Regions from separate parts of the Mus musculus genome. Here region 2 is linked to region 1. A link is a loop called in an ENCODE intact Hi-C map of the cell type or tissue named here. Cell type or tissue: heart. All regions are shown on one strand. Links, peaks and the distances in the headings refer to the core of each region. The heading gives the core; the rest is flanking DNA.

Region 1 (8,322 bases), core at 210-8,209:
TTTAATCCCAGCACTCAGGAGGCAGAGGCAGGCAGATTTCTGAGTTCGAGGCCAGCCTGGTCTACAAAGTGAGTTCCAGGACAGCCAGGACTACACAGAGAAACCCTGTCTTGAAAAAGAAAAATCAAATCCATGGTCAATATTAGCCATGATAACCCTACCCCTCCACACTTAAACATCACTTCATGTCATGATCTTCTGCCACTTTCGGTTCTGAGAGTCTTGTTTTCATCTCAAAATGCATATGCATTTAGTTTGTCTCTAAAAGTTCTTGGAATCTTTGACAGTCTCACACTGTTGAGAAGTCCAAAACTGAAGGCATCTTCTGAGCCACAAGGCAATCTCTTAGCTGGCCGTGAAGCCTATAGAAAGCAGTTATACACGCCTAAAGATCGTGGTGAGGCGTGCACATGGCACATGTGCATCCCAAAGGCGTTTGCTCAGCAAATATTCCCCTGCTACCTTGTCTGGGTGCTGCGTTATGCACTGGGGGATCCTGTGGTATAAAGGCACCCACTCTAGGGATCTTACCCATTAGTTAAACTTCACTCGTTACTACTGAAGCTAGTCCTGGGCACTGTTCTCCACTGGCTTGTGGGAGAGAGGGAGGGAAAGAGGGAAGGAGGGAGGGAGGGAGGGACTGTTCTGGAACAGCCCTCTGGTTCCTTATTAGTTACTCTGGGACAATGTTCCTGACAGAAAGAACTTCAGGGGCAAAGGCTCATGTGGGCTTTTGGTGGAGAGACATCTTGGTTTATCACAGGAAGGAGGAATGACACTGGGCACCCATAGCAGGGACTTTTCGGTGACTCCTTTTCTCATGATGGCAGGCAGGAGGCAGAGAGCCTGGGTGGGAACCAGAAGTAGGTCTGCCCCTCAGGGGTTAGTTCCTATTGATCCACCTCACCAATCAGGTCTTATCTGCAAAGGCTCATGGTCTTCAATGGAGGAAACCTGGTGTTATAAATTGTGATTTAAACTTTTTCCAGCAGATATTCATACCCATGGCATAAAATGGAAGGTTTTCAAACAATCCACACACTCTCCACTGCATTCTACGCCATCTCTGTGTTGCTTGGAAAGTCTGGGTAAATACTTGTTGCTTTGTGTTGTTCAGCCTTGTACATACTTAGTGCAGACCCAATTTCCCCAATGTCCTTGGTCCCCGCTTGTGAATATGCAGATATTGGTTTGATGTGCAGACCTGGGACCTCTGGCACAAAAGGTTGCCTGAGATTGAGACCTGGGGAATAGGGAGCTGACAGGGTGGGGGTGGGGGCACTTAGCTCAGACTTGGAAGAGGGCTGAGTTCTCCAGAGACCTCCCCACATGGTCCCAGACCACTAAGTTCAGAGAGAAAGGTGACCTCACATTTTTAATAATCTCTGGCATGGAGCTGGTTCCCTAGGGCCCGTGAGAGATGGATTGTAAATCTTTGGGCCATTGTCCCAATGCCTGGCTTTGTCTGAGTCATGGACACTATTCTGTGATAACCACTGGTATGGGAAGCCATGGTACTGGGCTAAGGCTTCAAGACAGGCTCACATGGGAGTGTAGTGACTCAGACTTGTTTTCTGGGTAATTCTTAGTTCCAGAATGTACTGGGAAAAAGTCTGTTTGGCCCAGGAACCCTGAGGACAGAAACCAGGACCAGACATAGGAAAGGCTAGGCTAATGAATCTAGGGGAGAGATATATGAAATGTCACCAGTTCATCACATTACAAAAGGTTACAAACTCAACTTGTTTGTTTGAGAAGGATTATGCTATAAGGCCCAAGGTGATCTTGAACTTGGCGTCCTCCTGCCTCTAGTCTCGTGTGCTATGGGACTCCAGGCTATACCACCACAATTGGTTTTCAACATACACTTTTATATCTTTTCTTCCTGTCCCATGTTCTGTCACCGTAAGATGATAGAGGTCCAACCAAGTCAGGGAAGTGGCCTGACCCAGCTGGGTGCCTGTGTCCTCTCTGGACTCTTGGGATATGCTGAGTGGTATAGAGACACAGGGGCCAGGAAAGGGAGGATGGAACGCCTTGGGGATGTTAGCAGGAAAGGAGGCCAAGGGCGGAAATAGAGCCTGAGGAGGATGTGTGTCACAGCAGCTGGACTTAGCCAAACATTTTGGGAAGCCATTTCTAATAATGAATGTCTTCATGAAAGAACAAGCCACCTGGTGCAGCCCGGGTGCCATTTGCAGTTTAAGCTGTGGCTGGGAGTTTTAGGGATGTTGGATTAAGTTGTGTTTGCTTGGGTGTCAGTGTCAGCCTTAGTACTGAGAAACCACGTGACTTCTAAAAACCGCTCTCTGTAGCCTTGGGGTTCATGCTTGAAAGGTGAAAGGCGCCACCTTCTAGGCATTAGGCAAGTCCACCGGGTGACACTGTGTGTCCTGTGACACTGTGTGTCCTGTGACACTGTGTGTCCTGTGACACTGTGTGTCCTGGGCTATGCTCAGTACCTAATTAACCAGACTGCCTAACACAGAGCAAATATTTACCATAGGACACAAGGATCAGGGGACTGAAGGCTGTACAAGTGAAGACCTGAGACTTCGGAGCTCAGGAGCGCTCTTTCTCTCTCTCAATCTCTCTCTCTCCACTTTCCCCTCTTCTTTTCCCTCCCTTTGAAATGCAAAATTTCTATAGTCTTTTTCCCAGTTACCATCCCCTGGGAGCCTCTGGAGACCATTTGATGAATGCTGACCCACAGGATTGTCTTCTTCACACACAGGGGACACCCTTGCCAGCACAGCGGGCGTTGTAGTGGCATTATGGGCAACCCTACATTTCCTCCAGACAGCGAAAGGATGCTGTGAGCTTAAAGCAGAATCTAGAGAGGAAATGCCCCTGCTATTTCCCTTAGCAGTTTGTTTTGTTTTTCAAGACAGGGCCTCGATGTATAGCCCTGGCTGTCCTAGAACTAGCTCTGTAGACCATGGAACTCACAGAGATCTGCCCACCTCTGTCTCCTAAGGGGTTAAGGGTATGCGGCAGCACTGACTGGCCAGCAATTCAGCTTTTATTGCTACCTAGCCTACTTATCCCAGTAAGCCTTCCTCTTGGGGAGTGTGTATTCTCTAGATAGACACACTTTCCGAGTTTTTCCAGCCGCTTTCCTCAGTGTGCTACAGCTCTTTATCATTATAGCGTTACATACTCCAGTAAGCACGTTTGACTTGCCTACCTGTGTCACTTATTTTTTTTTTTTTAATTTTAGAGACAGGGTCTCCTGTAGCCCAGGGTGGCCTCCATCTTACTGTGATGCTAAGGATGAGATCTTGTTCTGAGCTTTCTGACTGCCCCTCCTGAATGCCACTAGACCCCGTTCACTTGGTGCTGGAAACAAACCCAGGGCCCCTTGCATACTGTGAGCACCCTGCCCAGTGAGCTATCTCTCCAGTCCCTTGTGGCCTTTCAACTTCCCTCGCAGGCCGACGGCTCCCTCAGGCAGTCTCTGCCTTAATGTTTGGCAATTTACTAGTTTATTTCCAAGAGCCTGCCTGTTCCCAGCCAACAGCATTCTTGGGCTCAGAGAATTCCCCATCTTTGTTTTGCAATGAGGGAGACGGCGCGAGCTTTTCCTTTCTCTGGAGTTGCTCTGTGAGTGTCAGGAGCAGGCTGGCTCAGTTTATCTAGGATTTGACAGTCAAGGCTGGGAAAGCCAAAAAGATAGGTTGTCGTCCAAAGCACAATGTCGCCGACCTTTGAGAGCGCGTAGGAACTGCAGGGCTGGGAGGCGGGGCCTGTGCCACGGGGAGGGCGTGGCGATGAGGAGAAGACCGCTGTCCCTATCGGTTTGGAGATGGGTCTGGGAAAGCTAGGCAGCAGTCCCCAAGCTGCTGCTGGTCTCGCTTTAGTTTCGTTTTTAAAAATTCTACTCATATATCTAGTTTATTTCGTTCTGTGGACAGGGAAGCCGGGTGGGGGTGTGTAATACCCACCACGTGGCTGTCTTTTGCTGGATGGCTTAAAGGCATCAGTGCTAACTTTCATAGCAAAGATATTGCAACTGCTGTCTAATAAACGGAAAACCTAAGGCCCAGAGATACCCAGTCACTGGCCCAAGGTCACCCTAGTATCAGATGCAGATGGTTTGAATGGAGCTTTGGTGCTTTCTAACCTTGTCCTGTTTGCTATGTCAGGGCCATCTCCAACAAGACTGTCAGAAAAATGAGGAGCAGAGCCCAAGATGATTGGAACATCCTTTGTGACCCGAGAACCCTGCTACTGTTCCCAGAGCTCTGCCCCTTGACCCTACTGAGGCTCCAACAGACTGGCACCAGGTAGGTACCAAGGCGGCCAGGGCCCCATGCATCCTGGTACCTCAAGGGCAATATTAAGCAATCACAAGGTGCCAGCTGTCCTGTGGCTCAGTTGTGTCTCCCACCCCAGTACCGAACTATCCTCTTGGTAGCAACGTGTGCTTAAAAAACTCAGAAAGTAAGCAAAGGAAAGGCAAGCAAATAAAATTTCCATATTCTTACATCCCAGATATCATCACTTTGCCGCCGCCGCCGTCATCATTATCAGTAACAAATGATAGAATGCATTTAAATGGCAAAACAGTTACCTCAATATCACAGCAAGCAGAAAAAAGAAATAACTTCCTGGGAGTCCTTCCAGAATTTTCTTCAGTCATGGACCTGGGGACATATATTTAAAATACGCCTGTTGGACCGCACTGGGAGCACCTCATGTCTTCGGTTTTTCTCCCGCGACGTTTGCGGGACCCTGTCCCAGCACAGTTGCCTGGGAAGAGCATGCCACATCGGTTTTCCCGATTTTCTTCCGCATTCGCCGACACGTGAGTTCCACGCTGAGCACGTGGGTCCTAAGCAGCACTGCTAGAGAACCAGTTGCTGGCCCTGCGGTCTAGCTGCGGCGCTGGGGCTGCGGACTGCTGCCCTCTCGTGGCCAGTCAGGGGAACGCCTCGAGAGTCCCAGCCCTCCAGGATCTCACCCATTCCCTCCCGCGGCAGCTCAACAGCCTGCTCTTGGTGCCCGAAAAGGACAGAATCTTCGTTCTTCATCTCTCATGCTCACCCAGGGGCCAAATCTTGCCTCAGTGAGGCAGCTGTGAAAATTAGTTGGAGCAAGGATGCTTGTCAGGTACTCCTAAGTTGGGGAACTCAGATAATGCCAGGTACCTGCTGGGTGTCCCGCACAGTGCTAAGAGACAGGGGATTCCTTATGCTTGAATTGAACCAGCAAGGGCAGGCGCACTTAGCTTTGCCGCGTGATTAGCTAAGCTGAATGCTAGCATCTATTACCTTCCCTTCATCTACCCACCTAACTAACTCACCCATCCACTTATCTATATATCTATTCAACTACCCATGGGTCCTTCTTCAGTCATTTACAATTCTTCCCTGATTATCAACATACTGAGTGCTGAGTTCTGTCACTTTGGATACGTTTGACGTTCACTTTCCACAAATTTAAACTGCAGGTAACAAAAGCTAAGTTAGATGTCAGACGAGAAAGCAAAATAATGTCCATGAAATCCCTCGAGTACGGGATGCTCTGTGAACAGCATTTGTCATCTTATGGAAGTATCTGCTTTTGTGAGGAAGGCGGGATGCAGGTTCATGCAGCTGGGGCACACACTGTTGTGTGATTGTAAGGCACATACGAGCAGAGCCATTGTGTGTAGGCCGAAGGCTAACGCAGTGTGAAGGGAGGGCTGAGGGCTTGGTCTGGCATCATTAGCCTGATTCTCAAGAGATGGGACTGCAAAACAGAAGAGGAGGTGCCTGGAGAAGGGATACCTCAGCAATGATGATTGTCAGCCATGGAACCCCCCACAGCAGGTGGGCCCCATTCCTGTTGGAGGCTGAAAAACATCAAGAGACCTGATTTGTAAGTTTTTTAAATGATATTATCCAGGAGTCCTCTGTGAAACCAGACAGAAATGACTTTATCAGCTATTCTCAACCTGTGGGTCGAGACCTCCTTGGAGTCGAGCCACCCTTTCCCAGGGATCACTTAAGGCCATCTGCACATCAGATGCTTACATAGTATGATTCATACCAGTAGAAAAATTACAGTTATGAAGCAGCAATGAAAATAATACAGGGGTCACCACAGCCGACTGCAGAGGCGGAATTCAAGATTCTGACTGAGCGGGGCGTGGTGGCGCACGCCTTTAATCCCAGCACTCGGGAGGCAGAGGCAGGCAGATTTCTGAGTTCGAGGCAACCTGGTCTACAGAGTGAGTTCCAGGACAGCCAGGGCTACACAGAGAAATCCTGTCTCCAAAAGCAAACAAACAAACAAACAAGATTCTAACTGAAGCAAGCAGGCACCTTCTGCTTGCCAGTGATTATGAAGCGTCCTCTTCTTCATGTGCCTGTGAGGTGGGGCCATTGCACATGTGTTTGAGGAAGAGTCTGAGGGTCAAAGAGGGTAAATAACTCACCCAGGACATCCCTGACTTCTCTCATATGCTTCTTGAAGGTTTAACTCCAGGCAAGAGCTACCTCGCTCTTCCTGAGTCTTTCAGGCTGGCCTGAGCTCTTGCTTTTCCAAGACAAGACTTAAGTGGCCCCTCTTTGTCAGGAGTGACTGTCAGGATTTCCTCTCTTTAGAAGGGAACCTGAGCCTCAGCCCAGGCTCCCCCAGCTCTCCAGTCCATTGAGTAAGACGATCCCTGGGGACTTGATAGGGACAGAGGCATGCTTCCTGCCCTGGGCTGTCTGCTGGAGGCTTACTGGCTTTTCTTTGTAAATACTCTCTGAAATACTTTAGTATTTCATTTGATTTAATTGCATGTGTGTGACTCATGTGCTGTATGCATTCTGGGTACCATGCACATTCCTGGGCCCCTTGGAGGACTGCCACATGGACGGGAACCAAACTGGGCTCCTCTGCAAGAGTAGTGAGTGCTTTCAACCAGAGTCGTGCCTCCAGCCCCCTTAAAGCAACTCTTTAAAAATCAAAACAGTTTGATTTTACAAATAAGAAGAAATTAAGAGCTCAAGCCGTTATTGCAGATAGATCTGTGTTCCAACAAGTTGTCACGAGGAAGGTGACAGCATCTACATCTAGGCAGGCTGGGAATCTACCTTCATAGGGGCCCTTGGGGGAAGTAGAGGCATGGGGAGTGGACTGCTCTGCGAACCAGGGAGTAGCTGCTGCTCTGTGACTGAGTAAGAAGGCAGGGGCAAAGCCCCCAGCAGACAGAGGGATGGGCACATTGCAGGGAAGGGCTAGGCAGCCTTGATGCAAAGGAGGGTAGCTACAGGAAAAATGGCTGTGCAGAGGGAGACATTTGATATCTGGGCCTAGGGTAGCAGGGAAGCCACGTGGAGTGAGAAGAGTAGGGCTTTCTTAGGGTCCCAGGCAGGCTGCACAGAGGCTCTACCCACCAGCATCCCTAACCCACATGTGCCAGGTGGGAGCCATTACCTGACACCCCCACACTGTTTACTTGTATTAGGTAAAAAAACAAACTCAGAAAACAAAACCCAATGGTTCACACTTCAACTCAGTACTCCTTCCCCTAGAAATGGGTGAAAATTAGTCTCCCAGGTCTAGGTGCAGGGACGCTCAAGAAGCTGTGGCAGAAAAGGAGGTCGAAGGGGTGAGGGAGAAAAGGGGATCAATGTTTGTTTATTTATTTATTACCCTAGTGAGGAGGACTGGACCTAGGCCCTACGCATGCTAGGCACACTTCCTGCCCCTGAACTAGATGCCCTTTCTGTCTTGTTACTTTTAGTGTTTTGAGACAGAGTCATTACTAAGTTGCCCAGGCTGGCCTTGAACTTGAGATACTCCTGTCTTAGCCTCCCATGTACCCGTGATTATAAACCTATGCCACAAGGCCCAGCTAATGTCAAGAACAGACCCTCTGTGTTCAATGAAGGAAGTCCAGGAGGTAGGTGTGGGTACATCAGACTCTTGTCCCATTAGAACACACCATGAACTCCCCTTTGGGAGGAAGAGTAATGACTCAGCTGAATTTTCACCGTTTTATTGATGGGGCTATCAAGATGGAGGTTCTCCTGGTTTTGAACCTAGGAATCCTGTACTATAGAAGGTCGCCTGGCAGTGGCTGATGCACCACGTGGCTGTTCTCCCTCTGAAGGAACATCAAGGAGTCAGGAGACACCTGGAGTGTGAGATAGGAATATGGAAGTGGAGAAGTAGCTGAGACATGGATATTTGCTACATGGAATAGGGGTCCTCTCCTTTCTGTTTTTCTGTCTGTTTGTTTTTTATTTTGTTTATTTGTTATTGTTTTAAGACAGGGTTTCTCTGTGCAGTCTTGAGTGTCCTAGAACTCACTGTGTAGAGTAGGCTGGCTTCGAACTCACAGAG
Region 2 (8,322 bases), core at 297-8,296, 62 kb after region 1:
TGGAACTTCTCATTCCAGTAAAAATTTCCCATTTCCCTGTCCTCTGCCATGTTCCATTGCTTCCTAGGGTCATTAGTATTCTTAACTATAGAATCTCTCTGTGTGTGTGTGTGTGTGTGTGTGTGTGTGTGTGTGTGTGTTGTACCTAAGCTAAGATTCCCTGTGTCCCTTTCCTGTTCCCAGTAGAACAGTGTCCCTTGAGGTCTATCCTGCTTGCCCAGCTGCAGCCTAGAGCAGCTCCTCTGTTGTGTTTTGGTTATATGTATTAACAGATTTTTCCCCTGGATACACCATGCGTTGAGATGTACTAGGCCTCAAGTGTTTGTGATCTAAGTTATGGAAGGTTGTTGTTGCTATTGTTGTGCTGGGGCTTTGAATCCTAGTGGGGTTTTTTTTGTTGTTGTTGGTTTTTGAGTTTTTTGTTGTCATTATTGTTTTGGTTTTTTTCCCCGACCACTGAGCTATAATGACCAACCCTGTCAGTGACCTTTGATATTTAGAAAATATGAGTAGAGTTTCCAAGAAAGCATCGAGACAGTGAAATTTTGAAAGCATTGTGAGGTCTAGGCACAATTCCCAGGTGTTTATCTTTCTGTCTGACCTGCAATTTGGGTAAATTTGAGAATGGTGGCCATCATCAGTAAGGGGATGGAGTTTCCTAAAGTTACTCTAGGGCCTGGAATGAAGCTCAAAGGCCAGTTCTCCTGAAACATGCCCAAGTTAATTACCCTGCACAGGTGATAGCCCTGGACTTTTCTTCCTGTGAACATCCTCCAGTTGATCCCTTAAGCCTAGTTTTATCACTCCAATATCACCAATCTAACTCTTCTGACTCCCTGAAGGCCTTTCCTTCACTGTGTCCCCATAAATGGTATGTGGCAACGATGCTATCGAGACAGCAAAGATGGAGCACCTGAGTGTGCATAACTGTTGATCCCATTTTTTTTTTTCTGGAAATTTGTTTATTGTCAGATTTCATCTTGGGAAGTTCCTCTGACATGAGGTGTGGCTGTTCCACTCTTTCCTCCACTCTTTCTAAGTTCCTCAATGTGCCCAGTGACAGCCAGGTGCGGCTGTCAGCTTGTAGAGTTGGCTCCTCCCTATCTATGAAGATTGGGTGGGAAGAGGAGGGCTGACTCCGGAGCCTGCTGTGGACAGAGAGGCCAGACCAGTCTTTGGTCATCGGAGCAGATCCCTGATCCCTGCACAGCCAGATGCAAAGACGAGCTACCTTCCCCTTGGTAACGTCTCCAAAAGGGTGGCCAGGGTAGGAGTAGGGAATTAAGGGAAGAAGAGAGGGGAGGCCTCACGCCTCTCTGAACATATAAGACCCCCCCCCATTCCTTTCTTTCTTCTTAATTGTTTAGTTCTCAGAATCTCATGACTCAAATATGCTTCAGTGCACCATCTTCTTTTCCACAGCTGGGTACCTCATATTCTCCTAAATATGTGAGGCCGCATCCATTGTAAGCAGCTTATTAATGCCCTTCCTCTCTGTGTCTTTTGCCAGTTTCATAAATCTCTACCCCTCAACACTAGTGAACAGGCCGAGTTTTCCCCCTTCTACTGCCCCTAGTAAAGTCCCTCTCTGTCATGTGACTAATTCTCATCTTTGAAGCCACGCTCATCCCCTTCCTGGAACCTCCCATGATGCCACTCAGCATGAAGGACCATCCCCCGACCCAAGACCTCTCCAGGCGGGTGGTGCCCCTTTTCCCTCTCTGCAGACTCTCCTTCCCACTTTAGGTTTCTACACCCAGCGTATAGACCCTCCCTCACTGTCTGTGTGTCTCTGTCCCCCAGATGTACGGGGACCCCCTATGCACCGAACCCAATACGTTCATTCCCCGTACGATCGTCCTGGCTGGAACCCTCGGTTCTGCATCATCTCGGGGAACCAGCTGCTCATGCTGGATGAGGATGAGGTGAGCGGGGTGAGGAGGAGGTGGGGCAAGCGGAGAAGACTGACCACGGAGAGAGGACGATGGGGAGAGTCCTCTTCAGTGAGCGGGAGAGAGAGAGAGAGAGAGCCCTAAGAACAGGAAGGAAAAGAGACAGGAGGTGGGAGGAGGGCGGCCATTGGGGTTGTTGTACACAGCCAAGGTGTTAAGAAGATAGACAACCTTTCTTTGACTTCCACTAGAAGGTCTTTGAGGCCATTGGAAGTGCTGCGGAGGAGCTATGGTTCTGAAGTCGTGAGGGTGCCTACTGATTTCACCCTATCCATATTATGGGGGAAGGAAAGTGAAGAGCTTAAAGCAAGTGAGGAAGGGGGGCCTTCCTTCCTCCAAAGGGGTCCTCAGCTTTCTCCTCCCCGCCTCTCCTAGCTCTTCATCACAGGGCACAGTGCAGGCTAAGACTAGGCGATCCTGAGGAAAGTCAGGAGAAGTGGGAGCGGCTGGAGGGACTGACAGACCACAGGGGTCACTGGATTTTGGCATGAATGGAAACAAAAATGGTGTGAGCTTCAGACTAGGTTTCCTTCTGCCTCTACAGGGAAGGTTGGGTTTCAGGAGAGGACATGGAAGGAAGAGGTAGACAACTGTAGTGTGGGGACCTGTGCACAGGAGCAGGACTTGGACTAGCCAGAGTGAGGAGGTGGAATGGCCAGGGCAGGGCGTCTGGAAGGAGATGGTTAGTGGTCATGTGAGGTCTAAGAGTCTAAAGGGTGTTGGTTCCATAGTAGGAATGGGCCCAATTCTGAAGGGTGAGGCCCCCATTTGTGATTTGGGGAGCCATCTTCAGAGAGTGTAGGGTGCCCCAGTAGAGGCAATGAGAGTTGTGCCTAAACACTGTGGGGGCTGGGCTGGATTTGGGGCTAACCAGGGTGTAGAGGAGCCTTGAAGTCAGGTGAAAATGTGGACAGAGAATGTCCAGATCATGAACTACAAGTGTCTGACAGGGAGCATGGTAATTGGCCGCAGGAGAGGTGGCCTGGTGGACCTAAGTTTGGAATACTGGAAGGCCTTTGAGTGATTTGCTATTGGTCATCAGCCTTGACTAAGGATTTGAAGTCCATTGGGTGGTCTGGGAAAAAGAGCCGATAGGAGTGGGAAGTGCAGCAGTGAGAAGGAAGGAATCAGACATGGAGACAGGGGACCCACTAGCCACCCGAGGCCAACAGGAATAGCCTGTCTGGTAGGAAGGTGGGAGTGGGAAGGCGAAGATGGAGCTGGAAGAATGAAGGCCCTTGGGAGCTAGAATTGGGCGGATGGTGGGGCTGGGGCCTCGTGGGAGTCTAGCTTCTGGTAGGGGTGGAGGTTAGGATGACGACTCCCAGGGGGAGCTGAGGTGAGGCCTAGGGAAAGGTAGAGCTGAGGGGAAGAGGGTAAAGGAAGAAGATGCAAAGGGGGGTGGGGGGAGGTGACCAGGCCTTTTTGGGGGAGGGGAGGTTGGGTCCCAGTCTGGCCGCAAGCCGGGCTGTGGGAGGGAGACAAGCTGTGGAACTGATTATAAATGCAGCTGTGACAAGCTTGAGAGAGAGAAGGGGGCGAGGAAGGTAGGAGGTTGGGAGGGAAGCGGGGGAAAATGGACGAACTGAAGGTCACAGGGAAACCAGACTCAGGAGGTAGCTAACTCCTGTGGATTTGCTGGAAGCGCTAGTGGGGTTTGGGAGAATTCTCTAAACTGTTTGAAGAGAAATGGAGGGAGAGCAGGGAAACGAGAAGTCCCCTCACCAGGGCCAAGGGAAATGGGCAGGGGTGGAAGGGGCAGGTGGGCTGGCAAGGGGCCGGCCTTCCATGAAAGGGGAAAGGAGGGATGGCGCAGGCCCGTGAGGTCTGACACACTCCCCAATCCCCTAGATACACCCCCTTCTGATCCGCGACCGGAGGAGCGAGTCCAGCCGAAACAAACTGCTGAGACGCACCGTCTCTGTGCCAGTGGAGGGGCGGCCCCACGGCGAGCATGGTACGGCGGCCGAGCAGGCTCGTGCCCCGGACAGTCTCGGGGAGCGCGGGCGGGGGCGGAGAGCAGCCGTGATCCCGATCCCGATCCCGAGGACAGGGCGCCCTCGTCCGGGCTGCCGGGCTGCGCGGGGTACCGGGGCTGTTGGTGAGCGGCCCCCGCGCGTCCATACACTGCTTAGCTTTGCTCCCCTTTCCTCTCCAGCAGTGAAGTTTGACTGTTTCCCTGGTGCTTGTAAAAATAATCTGCTTAGATCTTTAGTCTCCTGTCTGTGCTCCTGGCCCAGGCCCTCGCATCCTCCTTCTGAGAACTTGGAATGACCTATTCCCTGCCCTCCCCCAGACCCGAGTCCCGCTCGCAAGCTCCCATCTTTTTCCAGATCTTCAGGCCTGTGGCCTTTCCTTCATCTTTCCCCCTCAATTGATTCCGTTTTCTGCAGTCGTATCACTCCCTATTTTCTTGATTTTCCCCATTCTCATTTTCCATTTCCCCTTGATCCCCGTGTTCCTCCCCTCTGCTCTGGGAACTCCGTCAGACCCCCATCTCCTCACTGTCTCTCCAACTCTCTCCCTCTCTCCATCTGTCTCTTCCCCTTCCTCCTCCCTTCTGCCCCCCACCCCCCTCTTTAGTCATTTAAAAAAAGATTTTTGTCTTCCTCTGAGAAGTTCGCTTAAAAGGTTTCCATGGGAACAGTGAGGGGAGATGAAGGCAGAGAACAGGGATCTGCAGCCAAGGTGCAGAGAGACGCCCTCAGTCCCCGGAAGCCCCCTGCCACTGCCCAGTTCCTCAGCATTTCTCTTCCATGACGCCCACCCAACCCCATGAGACCCCTTTATCCCACCATTTCTTCCTCCCCAGGGTTACAGGCTTCCTTAGAGAACCAGAAGCCCCTGTTATCCAGCCAGCTGCCTGCTGATAGGCCTAGGCCTCACTGCCCTTGGGGGCCAGCTTTGGCACCCCAGGCTGGTGGTCAGGGATGTATGTCACTGTCATGGAAACTGACATGAGGGTGTAGGTAGCACGCTGAGGCTAACCAGGAGGCCGCTGTGGTGAAGAGTGTATAGAGAATGGGTGATGTCTGTCTGTCGAGTCCATGTCAGGCATGTTTTTTGTTTGTGCAGTGTGTACCTGTGTGCACTGGAATGGTAACATGCTCACAGAGCGTGTTTGTCATGTGTCCTGCTGTTGGCAGTTGGCCGCTCTGCCCACACAGTTCTGTTTCCTTAGAGTCCTCAGAGTGCTGAGGCCTTTGGTGTGGGTCTCCTGTGTTTAGGGTGAAGTTAAGGTGGCCTGTAAAGGTTACTGACTGTATTGGGGCTTAGTAAAGGCTGGGAATGTTTCGGAGATATACATATATATCTCTGAAATATTCCCAGCCTTTACTTTATATATATATATATATATATATATATATATATATATATATATATATATATATATATATAGGCAGGGTTTATTAGAAGTTAGTAGGTGGTGAGTGTTTGGAATCTTCTGAGGAAAATAGAATGTGTAAAGGGCATGGAGGATGTGCAGGGGACATAAAGGGTTTTGGGATTGGGGGGGGGGGCTCCACTTTGCAAAGGTGTTTGCTGAGGCTGTGGACGCTCCAGCCCGGGAGAGGTCGCCGGACCTTTGAGGGCATTGGAATCTAGGGCTCCTCCTCTGCTGGGTGGAGCTGCAAACCCTCACTCCCTTCAAGGGTTTCTAGCTCTCTCTTTCTCTCTCTTTTTGGGGGTGGGGGTCCTGTTCACGAGGCGATGATGGGAGGCCTAGTTGGTTTTGGGGGTCCCTCTGTCCCCCTCCCCCGTCTCTCTCGCGCTGTCTCCGGGCGACGGGGCTCGTGACAGAGGCGGCCACGGCAGCAGCGGTCGCCTAGCAACGGCGGCGGGGCCCGGGCAACGGCGGCAGCGGCGGGAGCGGCGGCGGAGGGAGCCGTTCCCGCGGCTGTCACCGCGCGGCCGTCCAGGCCGTCCCGGGCCCCGCCACCGCCCCACCGCGTCGGGCGGCGCGAGCCGGGCCGCCGCCCCCTCTCCCTCCGCACCCGCCCCTCCCCCGCGCAGAGCGGGCCCCTCCCCCATCGGGGGACACCCTCGACCCCCCGGGGGGCGGTGCGAGGTAAGGGCGGGGCCGGGCGGACGAAGCGCGCGCGTGGGGGGCTGCGCGCGTGGGGCGGGGGCGCGCGTGTGCGTGGGTACGGGAGGGGCCTGGGGAGGCCGCGGTGGCGGCGGCGGCGGCGGCAGCTGCTCCCTCCGCATGTTCTCGCTGCATCTTCCGAGTGGGGGGAGTTATGGTAACCGGAGCGGGGGGGGGGGGCAGTAGAGGTCGGGAGGGAGGGGGTCTGGGCAGCTTCCTGCTTGTGACCGCGCGTGGGGGCGGCTGGTGTGAGGGGGTCTTGGAGCCCTACTGGAGGGCCAGCCCTGGTGTTTGCGTATGTGATCTTGACCGTGGTTGTGCCCCTGTGTGTCGGTGCATGTGCACATGGGGCCCAAATCCTCTTGCACACGTGTAGCCAGCACTGTGCAGGTATGTCCTGTCTTGCCCCGCCTCTGCCAGTTAACAGCCTGAGGGCCTGTGGGGCCAGCCACCGGTTTATGGGGCAGTCTGTGGACATACTAATTCATGTCACCTCTGACCCTGAGTGTGCATGTCCCCGGTTGAGGTTGATGTGTAGGAATGTGTGGCTGGCCAAATGAGAATTTTCAGTGTCCCTGGTGGCAGGTGTGTGTCTTTGCATGTGTGTTCCAACACTGGCCTGAGAATCTGTGTCAGTCCCAGCATGGGTGTCCAGGGCGTGTCTGGATGTGGGTGGTGGTATGCCAGTGTTCCGGTGGTGAGGACAAAGTGTGTGAATGGTTCCTTACAGTCTGACTGCATGAAACACCTTTGGACTAGGCAGATATGAGCCTCTCTGCCTGGCCCCTAGATGGGGACAGAAAAGCTTGAAGGGAAAGAAGTGAAGGGGTAGAGGGAAGTAAGGATGAGAGTCACCAAGAGGAGGAGAGCAAAGAGCAAGGGAGAGAGAATGTCTGGAGAATGGGAATCTAAGAGCACTGAGCTGGACTTAGAGAAAAGAGGGCAGAGGACAGGGAAGTTGGGAGGTAGCTGAAGAGCCAGGCCTCTCTGTGGAGCATTCTGAGAGGGTGGAGAGAAGTGGATGCAGGAGGGCCTAGGCTGCCCCGTCTGTAGGAGGCTATCCAGTCACAGAGGCTGCTTCCCAGTGAGGCCTGTCACCACGGAGACTGCAGAGCGTGCCCTCCCCCCAGGTTCTCTGCTCCCTCTCTAGCCCAGCTCCTCATCTTCCTCTGGCACCCTCTCTCCCTGGCTCCCTTTGAGAGCTGTCAGCTGGATATGGAGAAGAAAGGCTACACGTAGGGTAGGGATTTGGGGGATTGGAGGGTAGGAGAAATGTTTGTGGGTGATGTCAAGATTAGAGACATTGGAGAGGCGGAGTCCAAGCCCTTGCTCTGTGTGTGTGTGTGTGTGTGTGTGTGTGTGTGTGTGTGTGTGTGTGCAGGGTGTGTACTGTGTGGGTGTATGCACAATGCCTATGTTACGGGTCTGTGTAGGTGGCTGTTGTGTGTGTGCTTGAGTGTATCTATCATGCAGGGATGGGACATAGAGACCCAGCATGGCAGTGTGTGCTTTTCAGGTTTGCTGTGTGTACATGGCTGTGTGCTTTTCTCTGTCTATGTCACCGCAGGCAGCACTAATGACAGGACACCCCATGTTCCTGTCAGTCTGCCCTCTCCTGTGCTTTTTGCCTCGTTCTTGTGTCAGAGTCCTTGGGAACATGTGTGTGGCCTCCATGCACCTATGACTTATTTTTGAGGTCCTGATATGGTGTGTCTTTCCTCCAGGAACTGTACAAAGCAATTAGCTGATTTTGCCCCCTCTGCAAATGCTTGTAGTTCCAAAAGAAGGTTTTAGTGGATTTAAACTTAAGGCCTCTATGCCTTTATTAGAGATGCATGTGTGTGAAAATAATGGCTGACCCAGGTTCCCTGGAGTGAGAGTAAGGCAGCCATACCTGAGAGATGCAGAAGAGTGGATGAGGAGGGAGCCATGCGGGGCTCTGGGTGACACAAGGCTCACTAACACATTTGCTCCTCATTTTTTTGTTTTATTTGTTCTGTTTTCCTGGTAGCCATCACAGATGCTGGTGATTAGAGTCATGGAAAAGCTAGAAGAAAGCTGGGGGGGGGGGTGTTGAGAGGAGGGAGCTGTCCCGAGTCAATGAATGTGTTTGTACTGTTAATGTGAAGGATGAGTGTTTGTGCTTTATCTGACCATGGTCAGGATGTATGTGTACACGGTGCAGGGGCGACCCAGGGGGCTACAGCCTACTTAAGCATGGGTCTCAGGGTTTACATGTCCATTTATGTAGGGTACTGCCCACATGATGGCCGCAGAGTCCAC

What was found. Peaks named below come from ENCODE experiments on the same cell type or tissue, not always from the same donor. Only the 100,000 strongest peaks of a DNase experiment are listed, where the experiment ranks them.
Region 2: a loop joins it to region 1, with 5 times the contacts of the local background. A loop is called at or near these places in 2 of 42 quality-filtered maps.

Annotation. Positions count from the first base shown.
Region 1 is chr17:26,881,394-26,889,715 of GRCm38, forward strand. It overlaps Gm17382 (predicted gene, 17382), which reads right to left and starts at 4,853. Exons shown (of 3, transcript NR_168075.1): 1 at 4,574-4,853. In heart, for the core only: CTCF peaks have their summits at 3,706 and 4,919 (motif pointing left); DNase peaks (open chromatin) are centred at 3,718, 4,868 and 6,658; H3K4me3 peaks cover 2,547 bases; H3K27ac peaks cover 4,754 bases.
Region 2 is chr17:26,942,830-26,951,151 of GRCm38, forward strand. It overlaps Syngap1 (synaptic Ras GTPase activating protein 1 homolog (rat)), which reads left to right. Exons shown (of 19, transcript NM_001281491.2): 2 at 1,804-1,925; 3 at 3,804-3,909. Mir3083 (microRNA 3083) reads right to left here and starts at 5,290; the gene lies at 5,227-5,290. Gm51291 (predicted gene, 51291) reads left to right here and starts at 5,231; the gene lies at 5,231-5,287. In heart, for the core only: CTCF peaks have their summits at 4,026, 5,530 and 6,624; DNase peaks (open chromatin) are centred at 3,922, 5,692, 6,392, 8,272 and 2 weaker places; H3K4me3 peaks cover 3,664 bases; H3K27ac peaks cover 4,122 bases.